Linked DNA regions of Homo sapiens: region 1 is linked to region 2. A link is a contact called in ENCODE Hi-C or POLR2A ChIA-PET data. All regions are on one chromosome and are shown on one strand. The core of a region is the stretch at or near the end of the contact, and the rest is flanking DNA. Distances in the headings are between cores, read along the strand shown.

Evidence for each region. Hi-C counts contacts between places; a loop is a spot of excess contacts on that map. ChIA-PET counts read pairs that join two places held with the same protein, here RNA polymerase II (POLR2A). Pooled maps may share reads with other maps.
Region 1: a loop to region 2 is called in a map of breast epithelium, with 18 times the contacts of the local background. The contact joins two enhancer-like sites. A Hi-C loop is called at or near these places in 38 of 168 maps with a recorded cell type or tissue (GM11168, HAP-1, HepG2 and 27 more) and 11 of 50 pooled maps. POLR2A ChIA-PET finds 5 or more read pairs at or near these places in 3 of 52 experiments (AG04450, H1 and Panc1).

Annotation. Positions count from the first base shown.
Region 1 is chr10:132,629,678-132,636,306 of GRCh38, forward strand. All of the region lies in intron 2 of INPP5A (inositol polyphosphate-5-phosphatase A), which reads left to right. Among named protein-coding and RNA genes, the nearest start is that of INPP5A, 95 kb to the left of the region's middle. RefSeq lists enhancers at 1-3,631, 4,636-5,145. Within about 2 kb of position 1,939, at least 25 of the 41 ENCODE cell types and tissues checked have a DNase peak (open chromatin) inside an H3K27ac peak, as active enhancers do; they include body of pancreas, gastrocnemius medialis, heart right ventricle and 4 more, where a contact is called at or near this core.
Region 2 is chr10:132,464,633-132,470,994 of GRCh38, forward strand. LOC105378569 (a long non-coding RNA gene) reads left to right here. Exons shown (of 3, transcript XR_007062343.1): 3 at 178-3,459. Among named protein-coding and RNA genes, the nearest start is that of LINC02870, 23 kb to the left of the region's middle. RefSeq lists an enhancer at 619-1,209. Within about 2 kb of position 5,044, at least 12 of the 41 ENCODE cell types and tissues checked have a DNase peak (open chromatin) inside an H3K27ac peak, as active enhancers do; they include body of pancreas, gastrocnemius medialis, heart right ventricle and 4 more, where a contact is called at or near this core.

The sequences.
Region 1 (6,629 bases), core at 689-3,188, 160 kb after region 2:
CTCCACATGCATTCCACACGTGAGCATCCATGAGGGGTGGGTATCCACAAGGGAATGGCATCCACGATGGCCAGGTGGCCTCCGGGGAAGCTGTCCTCCAGGGAAGGCATCCATGAGGGAGGGTCCATGAGTGGAGGGTATCCATGAGGGAGGGGTGTCCACAAGGGCAGGGTGTCCTCCAGGGGAAGCTGCCCTCCAGGGAAAGACAATCATAAGGGGAAAGTGTCCATAAGGGGAAGGCATCCAAGAAGGGTGGGCGTCCTTGAGGGGAGAGTGTTCTTGAGGGCAAAGCGTTCTTGAGGGAACGTCATCCTCGAGGGAAAAGCATCCTCCAGGGGAAGGTGGCATCCATGAGGGAAAGGTGTTCATGGAGGAGGGCGTCCTCGAGGATAGGGTACCCTCTAGGGAAAGACATCCTTCAGAAAGGCATCTATGAGGGGATGATGTCCTCCAGGAAAAGGCGTCTATGAGGGAAAGCCATCCATGAAGAAAAGGCGTCCATGAGGGTAAGGTGTCCATGAGGGGAAGGCGTCCATGAGGGAAAGCTGTCCATGAGGGGAAGACGTCCATGAGGGGAAGGCGTCCATGAGGGGAAGGCATCCTTGAGGGGAAGGCATCCTCCAGGGATATGTGTCTGTGAGGGGAGGGTGTCCTCTAGGGAAAGGCCTCCATGAGGGAAAGACGTCCTTGAGGGGAGGTGTCCTTGAGGAAAAGATGTCTATGAGGAGATGGTGTCCATAAGGGAAAGGTGCCCATGAGGGGAGGGTGTCCTTGAGGGGAAGGCAAGCTCTAGGGAAAGGCATACATGAAGAGAGGCCATCCTTGAGGAAAAGGCATCCATGAGGGAAAGGCTTTCATGAGGGAAAGATGTCCATGAGGGGAAGACATCCATGAGAGGAAGACGTCCATGAGGGGAAGACGTCCATGAGGGGAAGACATCCATGAGGGGAAGACATCCATGAGGGGAAGACATCCATGAGGGGAAGACATCCATGAGGGGAAGGCATCAGTGAAGTGAAAGTGTCCATGAGGGTGGGGGGCGGGTGGGGCCTCGGTCGCACCTGCCATGACCCTGGACTTAACCTTGCCCTGCCCTGTGCGGTGGTGGGGGCCGGGAGGCGGCGGGGGCGGCGGGGGACGTGCTTCTTAAACTAGAGCTGATTTGTGGGAGCTTCGATGGCCCAAGCCCGGACTTTGTTCGGGTTAGAGCCCTGCGTTTCCACCTCTGCCCGTGGCGTCTCCGGCAGCAGCTTCTGGCTCCATCTGCAGATTTGCTTAAGTCACTTGCCCTATCTCTGGGGGGAAGGCTGCTGCATGTGGTCAGTGTGGTAGAACCCACAGTCTCCCCAAAAAACCTCTAGGCTGTGCTTGGGTGGGGCCTGCTGGGTCCCACACCCCTCCCCATGGTGGCCCAGCCCCACGCAGGGCCAAGGAAAGGCAGCTCCAGATCACACAGGCTGGCCAGGCTGCCTGCGGTGAGGTCATGGAAACTCATGGTGTCCTGTGTGCAGGGCGGAGAGAAGAACAGGCCCCTGCCCACACAGCTGCTCCGTGTGCCCTGGCCGGTCCCATCGGCTGCGCCTTGAGGAGGCTGTCTGACCAGGGGCCTGTGGGAACCTGGGTCTGGTTGGTCACAAACAGGCCTCTTTCTGGGGTCCCAGCACCCGTTGCAGCCCAGCCCAGCCCCGAAGGGACCTGGAGAGGAGAGCCCCCACCCAGGGCAAGGGTGGGCAGCGGGGATTTTAAACAGGGTGTTTTCCAGGCGTCGTTGGCAAGTAACTGTGGCCTTTTTCTATCAAGAAATTCCCGTGTCCCTCTGCGCGCCTTATCTTGGCATGGGGCTTCCACTGGGGTGCTGTGCAGGATGTAATTCCTTTTTAGGTCACTCCGATACTCCTCTTTGGAGAACGCCTGACAGGGCCTGGCTGTTGCTATTTTTAACACCGAGTCTTGGCCGTGCCGATGGACGTGGCCTGGGCAGGCCTGTGCTGCCTGTTTCCTGGGAACCAGGGGCCCTTCGTGCTGGGCCCCGCTCCGCGGCAGAAGCAGGGTGCTGCTTGTTTGGCTGGTGAACGTGCTTTTTCTTGCCATGCCTTTCCAAGATATTTTTCCTGGGCCTTCCTATGAAGCATCCAGTTCAAGGACACTATAATAAAACAACCCATGTGGTTTTATTGACTGCCCTTTTTTCCTTTAAGGTAGGAGCACCTGCTTTTTCACTGTAGAATTTTGGTGAAGAAAATGCACAGCTTTGGGCCGTGACTTCCCCGATAGTTCCAAGGTCACGCATGCCAGTGTCATTGTCACTCAGGGCGTGAAGTGCTGAGCAGAAGCTCAGACTCGTGGGTGGAGATGTGCACCCCCATGGGGGTTGTGTCTCTTCACAGCCCTGCCTGGTAACCTGGGGACACTCGGTCACATCTGTGCTTTGCAGCAGTGTGTTTCCAGCCAGGCCTGACCCAAGCGTGCTGTCCGACACTGTGGCGTGGCCTTTCCTGTCCATCCTCTGCGGTCCAGCAATATGTTTTGTTGAAGGGATCTTTGTCCAGGATCGTGCAGGCTGCAGAGGCTCCCAGGCCAGCCCTGGGGAGCTGCTTGGCTTTCTGCAGCTGCCTAGAGCTCTGTGTGTGTCCCTGTCCTCCCGGATGCCAGGGCGCCTGTGTCCCCTGTGGCTGTATCTCTCTGGCACGGGCCAACGCCTGTGGTGTGAGTAGCTGTGTCTGGCTGGTGTCACCTCACTCTGTCCAGCCTGTGCTGAGCCTGGATGCCAGCATTGTTGACACCTCACAGCGACCGTCTCAGGAAGGCATGTGCCGAAGTGGATCCTCTGAGAGGCAGGAACCAGGCCCCAGAATTCCCGCCAGGAAGGGGTCCAGCAGGAGCCCGTGCCCGGTGTGCTTCCTGGAAAGCCCACACTTCCACCCACCACCACTGCACCCCGCCCAGATTGTCATGGGCACTGACTGAATTGATCAGGAACTTGGGAGCCAGGTGTGAAATGCAGCCATTATTAAAAATCAAATTATATAAACCTGTAATAAAGTAAATATATTAAAACCAAAGGCAATAAATGCCCCACACTCATCCCTTCCTAATTATTGTACTGTTACGTATGATCTTGACTATTTAGCTCTGTGTCTGGGTGAGGGAAATACTCACACAGTATTTGATGTGTGAATGATGGTGCCTTGCCGAGCACCTCTCCTACCCCAGGTTCAGTGATGCCACATCGGTGGCTTAGCGTTGGCCATGGCGGGGCATTCACACCTCGGAAGGGCAGTCCCAGGGCCTCGCCTGGAGAGCTAGTATTGAGAGCTTTCGAGCACACCACTGCCTGGGGAGTTGGGGGGCTGGTTCTGTCTCCCTTCCCCATGGAGGAGGCCTCTGTCCCCAGGGCAGGGGCTCCTGGGTGCTGGCTTACTTGGTCAGGTAAAGACATTGCAACAAAGGTGCCCTGTCCCTGGCTGCCTTTTGTGGTGGTGCTAGCCACCCATCAGCTTCAGTAGTGAGCTCCCGGACCTCAGCCCCTGCCTGGCTCCCTTTAGTGGGCGAGGTGCTTGAATCCTGGCTGTTGGGAGTCATTGCTCATCAGTGAAGCATTTACATTTACCCGGTACATTCTGCAGCTTCACTCACTTGCAGAGGAAATATTTTTTTTTCTGTTAGCCAAAAATGTCCAATAGTAGGTCACGAAAACCCATCCTCTTCAAATGAGCTATTTTGAGTTTCTCGCCTTGTGCAGTGACTAAATCTGTTTTAAAACGAAGTCTCTGATGTGCGTGTCTGTCGGCTCTGGTGAGGCCACTGCAGGTGCCCAAGCGTGGAGTGGGTTCGTACTGTCTGAGCCTGGGCACCGCACCTCCTCCAGAGCTGGCAAACAGAAGTGTTTTCAAGCTGAATCCCCAAGCAGGACGTTGGTAAGAAACAGAGATTCCCTCTTTTCTCCCTGGCCTTGCCATTATGAGACCAGGAAAGATCACAGACCTCAGAGAAGGTCATGATTTTTCCATTGTTCAGAGGCACTCACTCGAAGGCCCTGGGGGTGGCTTTGCGCAGCTCCAGGGCTCCTGCCTTGGGTGTTGCTGGCTGGAGGGAATGTGTTTTTTGGGTTTCTGGTTTTGTTCCTACAGAGTTAGTTAAACAGTGAGCACGTTCAGCAAACTTATTGTGACGATTTCAAGCCCATATAAACATGGAGAGAATCCTTTCCGTGCCCAGCACCCACGCTCAGCTGTGAAGCTCGTGGCCAGTTCTGCTTCAGACCCCTCCACCTGCTCTTCCCACCCCTGAGCATTTGAAGCAAAAACCAGACAGTGCATCACTTCATTCGTGACTATTTCAGTAGGTATTTCAAAGAATACAGACCCTACACAGTAGCTTTATATCTAAAAAGATGATCAGTAATTCCAACCTATTCAATATCCAGTTAGGATTTAGATGTTCTCAGTTGTCTCATAATTGTTTTTTACAGTTCATGTGTTACAATTAATTGATGTTTTGATGGAAATTGTTTTGTAGCTTTCGTGAAGTTAGGAGTGCCATCTCCCTTGGCGGGTGTGCCCCGGAGAGGCGTGTCATCTCCCTTGGCAGGTGTGCCCCGGAGAGGCGTATCATCTCCCTTGGTGGGTGTGCCCCGGAGAGGCGTATCATCTCCCTTGGTGGGTGTGCCCCGGAGAGGCGTATCATCTCCCTTGGTGGGTGTGCCCCAGAGAGGCATGTCATCTCCCTTGGGTGTGCCCCGGAGAGGCGTGTCATCTCCCTTGGTGAGTGTGCCACGGAGAGGAGTATGCATTCTGTGTTCTGCAGGTGTCAGATGTGGTTTTCTGTCGTGCCAAGTGGACCACGGAGCTTGACTGTGTCCTGCATCTTGACTGCTTGTGTGTGTTGGTCTAGATCCATTGAGTGCCAAGGGAGGGCGCTAAAGTCTCCTACAGTGGTTGTGGGATTGTCTGTTTCTCCTTTGTTCTGTCAACCTCTGCCCAGTGTGTTTTTTGTTATTAGCCATATACACATTTGTGGTTGTGCTGTCTTCCTGAGAGTTGTCTCGGTCATCACGAATGTTCTTCTTCGTCTCCTGGAGCCTTGGTCCAATGAATGTTGCCGCCACTGCGGCTCACGGTGGCCCTCCCAGGCTCTCGGCCGGCAGCCCTGCCTGGCTCACCGCAGCCCTCCCAGGCTCATGGCTGGTGTGGTGTGTGCTTTCCTGTTTGCTCTCTGTCTGTTTGTGTCTTTATCCTGAAAGTGTGTCTCTTACAGGCAGTGTGTCCTTCAGTCTTGTTTTTTATCCACCCTGTAGCTCCCAGCCTTGCAATTGGAAAGTCCAGAACAGCCTCAGCTGACGGAACTTCCTGATGAGAGTTCCAGTCTGTGGCATTCACAATGGCAGCCACTGGCCACCTGTGGCTTTTGATGGCGCATATTTGAAATGTGATTCGTGCTGTCAAAGAACTCAGTTTTTAAACATTTATTTCGTTTTCTTTTAAATAGCCACATTTGACTTGTGACAGCTAGATAACACAGTGCCAGTCTAGACCACTAACCCTGTTATAACTGTTGATGTGGTTGAATTGGGGTCTGCCATTTTTTATTTTTCTGTTTGTACACTGGTTTTTGTACCCTTTTCCCCTCATTCCTGCTGTCTTTTGAATTATTTAATTTTTTTTGGCATTCCATTTTTATTTCTTTATTGGCTGTTTGCCTTTTTAAAGATTTTTTTTTTTTTTTTTTTTTTTTTTTGAGACGGAGTCTCGCTCTGTTGCCCAGGCTGGAGTGCAGTGGCGCGATCTTGGCTCACTGCAAACTCCGCCTCCCGGGTTCATGCCATTCTCCTGCCTCAGCCTCCTGAGTAGCTGGGACTACAGGTGCCCGCCACCATGCCCGGCTAATTTTTTGTATTTTTAGTAGAGATGGGGTTTCACTGTGTTAGCCAGGATGGTCTCGATCTCCTGACCTCGTGACCCGCCCTCCTCAGCCTCCCAAAGTGCTGGGATTACACGCATGAGCCATTGCGCCCGGCCCTTTTTAAAGATATTTTTAAAGCTACTTGGGAGGGTGAGGTGGGAGGGTTGCTTGAGGCCAGGAGTTTGAGACCAGCCTGAGCAACATAGCAAGATCCCTGTCTCTCGAAGATTTAAAAAAAAAAAAAATTAGCTGGGTTTGGTGGTGCACACCTGTTGTCCCAGCATCAGGAGGCTGGAGGCTAAGCCAGAAGGATAACTGAAGCCTGGGAGGTGGAGACTGCAGTGAGCTGTGATCACACCACAGCACTTCAGCCTGGGTGACAGAGCGAAATCCTATCTCAAAGACAAAAAAAAAAAAAAAAAAGGCATATTCAAGTGGTTGCTAGTTAATATTGTACTACTTCATGTGCAATGTTGAAATCTTGAAATCACATAGGTTTCTATATGGCATGTATTCCATCTGTGTACGTTGAAAATCCCAGTTGGAAATATTATTTCAAAAAAATGCTTTATTGGATAAACAAAATGTGTGTGTGTGTGTGTGTGTGTGTATTTTCTATACCACACACATATATGCAATGTAATATTCGGCCATAAAAAGAATGAAATCGTCTTTTGCAGCAACGTGGATAGAACTTGCTTTACTTCTTCCGTGAAACAGCTCAGAAA
Region 2 (6,362 bases), core at 3,794-6,293:
ATGCTTTGCCTGAGCCAGGCCCTGGCCAGGGCCAGAGAAGTCCCCGTCCTCCCGGCCAGGCAGGGCAGGGAGCTGAGCCCAGGACGTGGAACATGCAGACTTGGATTAGCTGAGGGCTGGCTGTGGCTGGGGGCCCTCCCTGGCCTCTCTCTCAGAGCCTGTTTCTTTCCTTGTGAGGTGGTGACAGTAGCCCTGACGTCACAGCATGGAGCAGGATCACATGAACAGCAAATCCTGGCCCACGGTAGGCACACGCAGGGGTCAGGACGTTGGCCTGCGCCCTTCCCTGGGGGATGGTGGCTCAGGACCCCAGGCTGGCCTCCCTGCTGGCACCAGAACCCAGGGCCCCCTGGGCACAGGCCTGGGAAGGCTGAAAGAAGGTGTGGCCCAGCACAGTCCAGCATGGAGAGCCTCAGTGCCTGCCCCCTGGTAGGGTCCCCAGCCCCTACTCCCACACCTTTGCTGGGCAGCAGGTCCCCCCACAGGGGCTCAAAGGCTGACGGCCTTCCCTGAGGGTGCAAGGCTGGTTTCTGCAGAGTCCAGGGTGGGTGCTGGTGGCTTTGGGCAGTGTCTGGCGGCCCTGCGGATGCCCTGTGGATACAGCCCAGTGGGCAGCACAGAGCCAGACCCTGCCCTGCCCTGCCCTGCCCTGCCTTGCCCTGCCCTGCCCCGCCCCACCCTGCCCTGCCATCCCCAGGGTAAGGTCCCACAAGCCAGATCCTCCCTGCGTGTAGTCACCAGTCAAGGACTGCTCCCCAGCAATTCCTCCTCGCTAGCGCCACCCTCCCCGTGCTTACACAGCTGCAGCCCCCCGCCGCAATCCTTCCGGGCCCAGCCTGCCCCAGGACACACTCCCTTAGGAAGGTCTTTGCTACTGAACGGCTCGTTGGCCCTCACGGACCCTCAGGTGCGTGTCCGACAGCCCCTCTGGAGACTCACAGCCCGGCCTCCGTGCCTGGCTCAGAGCCGGAAGAGCTCCGCAGCCTCCGTCAGTCACACCGAGCCCAGCCTGGGGAAGGCCCCAGAAGCAGGAGTGTGCAGCCTCACAGACCGCACCCGGCCCTCCGCTCGGGGCTCTCTGGCCTGCGTGCTCAGAGCAGGAGGAGGTGGCCCAGGCTGTAGCCCCTGCTCAGGAGGCCGTGGAGAACCAGCTGGAGTCCCCACCACGCCCTGAGCGAGGGGGCGGCAGAAGGGAGGCGGCTCTGTCTCCGTGACATCAGGAGGGCCCGGGGGGCGGAGCAGGAAGACGAGTGACCACGACGCCAGGTATGGCGCTGAGCACCACGTGCAGGCCTAGCCGGTGACCCTCACAAGCCCTGCATAAGGTCAGGGTCACGCTCCCATTTTACAGATGGGGAAGCCCAGGCACCCGGACCACGCAGGGGGCCTTGTGCAGGACAGGGGTCATGTCTGGTCCCGTCCAGGTCACCTTACAGGTGAGACGCCCGGGCCCGCAGGTTGAGGCCGGCCAGCCCCCTCCCAACAGACCCCCTTGGTGGCTCTGAGTGAGGGCTGGTCCAGGGACAGGGCCTGAGGGGCACCACTGGGACCCAGCTGGAGGGTGTTCAGGAGCCATGAGGCTGCAGTCAGGCTGGCCCTGGGATGCCAGAGGGGATGCAGCCCCCACCGGGCCCCTCCTGTGGCCACAGCACAGCCCAGCCTGCCCCAGACAGGCTGCCAAGGCCTGGTTCAGGCCAGGGTGCCGGGCTGAGGTCGTGCCCACATTGCCACCCCTCTGCTCTGTGTGCTCAACTCAAACCCGCCCGGCCCTGCATGCAAACTTCCAGCTGAGACCCTCTGAGGCCCCTGGCGCTGAAGGATCAGGGTGCCCCCTGTGTATGATTTGAAATAACAACAGCACTAAGCCATCGAATGGGTGAAAGGTCAGAGTTCTGTTCTTTCCCACAGAGACAGCTTGGATGCCTTTTTTGAAATAACAAATATCAAATCCTTTCTAAAATTGTCACACACGGCCCCGCCTGGTTGGTGCCCAAGGACGTGCCCGGCCCACCCCGGCACCCTGCAGTTCCTCCCACCACCGTCTGGCCTGCTGAGCCTGCTGTCCTCGGCCCCCGGGAAGGAGCTCCCTTCCGCTCAGAGGGCTTCAGACCAGCCCGGTCTCCATCACACCCTCCACGCCGCCTCCTCCCAAGGCAGGCTCTGCCCCTGGACTGTAGAGAAGGCTCCAAAAGGACCGACCCCCCAGGACTGGAGACTCAGGAGAGGGAGCGCTTCCCTGAGTGCCAGTGGACTGGACCCTACCCTGAGCCAGGCCTAGACCAGGGGTCCACCCTGTGTGGCCGGGGAGCAAGAAAGCCAGTGGGGCCATCGCCTTGGTGCAGGTTCCGTGGGAAAGGGTCCTTTTTCCAACGGGGCGGGAAGAGGTGCCAGGCAGATGGAAGTCTCGGTTTCCCCAAAGGAGCCATCGGCCTGTGGCTGGAGGTCCTGCTTCCTTCCCCACCCCAGCTGGCCCTGGAGGTGGATGGCAGGCCCACCGCAAGCCCTGAGAAGCTGGGCGGCCTGGGTCAGTCCAGAACTCCCCTGACCCGCCTTTCCTGTTGCACGTGGGGACGCCAAAGCCAGGGAGGCTCAGCCCTGTGAGGCCCTGGGTGCTGGACAGAAAGACTCTTGCTCCTCCAGCCACCTCAGTGCTCTCAGCTGGCCAGGGCCATGTGTCACCCACTGAGCTGGGGAGCCCTTAGGTAGAGACACGGCAGGGTCCACGCAGGTGACACCTGGGTGACAATTTGAAAAAGGAGGCCTCAGGTAACTGTGGCCTGTGGACCGTGGCTGTGCCCAGCACTCAGCCATTTGCCTGATGAAAGACAGTCAGGGAGAGTGCCAGCTGACCGGGTGGGGGCGTGAGCTGAGCAGGGGAGGAGGGGCCCCATGTGATGCTCCGTGGGGGGAGGGACCCTCGGCAGAGGGCGTTTGACTCGAGGAGGGGGCGCCAGGCCCCGGCTCAGCTCACCACCCGGCCCATGTCCAGCATCCCCCCAAAGCCAGCCTCTGCCCGGGCCGAGGCTGCCCTCCCAGGGGTGGGGAAGCCTTGGCCCCACCTGCTGCCCAGTCTCCCCAGGCTGCTCTCACCACAGTGCCCCAGATTTTGCTTCTGGAAATACACTGGCAATTAAATCAAAAAGCCCTTAGAGCCGCCCAGAGAGGAAAGGTGAGCGCTTACGCAACAGCTCATTACCGCGGCTCCCGAGGGCCCAGGAAGATGCCCGTCCACCAAGGCCACCTGCCCAGGACTCTGCCTGGGGGCAGGAGGAGGGCAGGACACCAGCTGCCTCTGACCTGCAGCCCCTCACGTCCTCACAAGGGAGGATATCCCCCTCCCAGGGCCAGCCACGGTTCAACGCGGTGCATGAGCACAAGGTGCTGGGTGGGGCCAGGGGACACCTGTCTCAGGCTCAAGGCTAAGGAAGGGAGGAACGCTACTGAGCAGAGCTGTGCGGCCCCAAGGCCGGCTCCAGGCAGGCGGGGCAACGCCAGCTCCCAGGGCGGGAGGGGACGGGGGAACAGCCCCTGGGAGGCGCCAGGGTCGTGGGGGTGTTGGGGAGGTGAGGGACAGGGTGCCGCTCTGGGGGTGGTCAGAGTCCTGCTGGTCTGGCGCTGACAGGACTCAGGTCCACCTCCCTGCCTGCATACAAGGGGAGACTGAGGGTCTTCACGCCCATTCATCCCGCTCAACGCTGAAATGAAAGGAGGCAAGGAAAGAGGGAGAGGGCAAGGGAGGGAGAGAGGAACCAAGGGAGAGAGGGAAGAAGGGAGGGAGAAGGAGAGGGAGTTCGGGGAGGGAGAAGGGGAGGAGGAGAAGAAGCTGGAAAGGGAGGGGAGGGAGGAGATGGGGAGGAGATGGGAGGCAGGGGGAGGGGAGGGAGGAGATGGGATAGGGGAGGAGATGGAAAGCAGGGGAGGGGAGGGGAGGGAAGGCAGGGGAGGGGAGGGAAGGCAGGGGAGGGGAGGGGAGGGAAGGCAGGGGAGGGGAGGAGATGGAAGGCGGGGGAGGGGAGGGAAAGCAGGGGAGGGGAGGGGAGGGGTCTAGCGGCACCTAGAGAGTGTAGACAGTGCTGGCTGTTCTGAAGGGGCTGCAGCAGCTCTCCGAGTCTTTTCTGGGGCCTCTTGGGCCTGTTGACCCTCACGCGGTCCTTGCCCCTGTGGGCACTTCTTCCTGCCTCCTGGACAGTGGTGGGGGTGTTGGGGGTTGGGGTTCTGTCTCCCACCCACCAGGGCCTCAGGAATCTCTGGCAGCACTGGCCCCTTGCCCTGGGCCACGGGACACTGCTAGGCTGATGTTTGCAGCCCCGTGGCCACGGCTGTTGCAGCCCCTGCCCCCTGCCCAGGGGTCAGCAGGTCCCAAGAGCCGCAGAGTCCCCCTCCGCCGTCTGCCTCAGTTCAAGCTCTGGCCCTTCCTTCACCAAGAAGAAAACTCAGTGGGCCCACTTGATGCTTGTTTTCCCTGAAAATAATAATATAATAATAATAATAATGGCTCCTGACTTATTTAATAATAAAATTGTAGAACATTTATAAAATAGAAGAAAACCACAACCTCACCCCAAAACCCGGAGCGGGAAGGCCTGATGGCAAGCGTCTGCTCGGCCCTTCCAGCCTGTCCCTGGCACGCTGACCCTGCTTGGGACTCTCCTTGCCCGATCGAGCCTGCCCCGGGGCACCAGAGGACAATAAACCCGTGAAAGCTAGGCTCGGTGACCAGGGCTGCCCCAGCGAGGGTGAAACAGGGCTCAGCCAGGAGGGCTGGGGCAGCGGCAGGTGTCCAGCCACGGGGTGGGGCTGGTTCCCTGGGGCCTGTCCCAGGAGGGGCATTAGGGTAAAAGATCTGACTGTAAGGCCTCAGGCAAGCACAGGTGGGAAACCTCTGCAGGTCCCAGAGGCCAGGCCAGGGGGGCAGTTTGGGGCAGGCAGGGGGCTGGAGGGGAAGAGCAGGGGCTTGGTAATGGCCTTGACTTTCACCAGCCTGGAGACCAGCCGCAGAGTGGGGCGAGCTTTGCTTTCTGGGTTCTGACTTTGAGCGGCGGGCTCTGTGCTCTGGTGGGCTGCCAAGTCCCAGTGAGTCTGTCTCCAGGGGAAACTGCCTATTTGTTTAGGAAAATATGTTAATGGCCTTTTGGGTAGTGGGAGGAAAATCTCAGGGCACCGTCTGAAATCAACAGAGTCAAAGTGGCTCACAGCACAGGAGGGGTGTCCCACGGGGCGCAGGGCTGCCTCAAAGGCGGAACTGTTAGGGGCCCTCAGATTGGACCCAAGGGGCAGGGGAGAGGGGATTTGATACAGGATAAATTGTACGTAGTTTTAATTTAATTTATCTGATGACTAGAGATGTTAAGCATTTCTACTTTGGACATTTGATTTGTTTCATTTAAATCGTCTTAGGCTGGTCTTTCTCCATTTTTTTACTGGGATATTTGTTTTTTTTTAAATTAGTTTTGTGGTTCTTCATCTGTGGCAAATACTTTTTCCTGTTTGTCACTTGACTTTTAATTTATTTAAGGTATTTTTATAAATAAAAATGTTAAAATTCTATGCACTCAAATTTGTACATATTTTCCCTTGATGAAGACTGTTTGGTTTATGCTTAGAAAGTTCTTATCAAATTCAAAATTGGTGCAATACTTACAGACGTATGTGTTTTTATTTATAGAATGATTTGCTTTTTTATTTATTCTCTAGCCCACCTGGAATTGATTTATGTGAACACTTGGCTAGGAATATAATTTTATTTTTTCTCCAAGTAATGAACCTGCCTTCCCGGGACACTTGCGGTGTTTCATCCTGCGGCCGCCTGGGCCCTTGTGGTTTTGTGCTTTGAGTGGTGCTTAACGAAAGGGCCTCTGGAAGTGTGTGTGCGGCTTAAAGGAGACTCGGAAGACTGAGCCACGTCTCGGGATCAGGAGCGTAGAGCTGGCACCCCCCTAACAGGAACCCTGGGAGGCAAGCTGTTGCCAGGAGACCCTCACACGGGCAGCAGCCTTGGTTAAGAGATGGGCCCACCCAGAGCAGCCTGGTGGGGTATCAGGAAAGAAAAGGCCTGATCTTGCTCTCCTCCCACCTCCATCTCCTGCCAGTTCCTCCCTTTGCCAAACCCAACTAGAAGGCAGAGGGCATGGGAGTCCCCTGGTACTGCCGCGGAGGCGGATCCCAGAACGCCCCCAGCACACAATGTCCTCACTAGCAACAACTAAAGCTAGAAATCACAGACGATGTCTTCAAAGTTCTGGGGCAAAACGATTTTAAACCAGATTCTTTACGCTGCTGAACTATCAGCAAGCAGGTGTGTGGTGTGTTGCAGACGCTTATGAAACCACGGAGGGGACGAGGCCGCACGGAGGGAGGAGTGA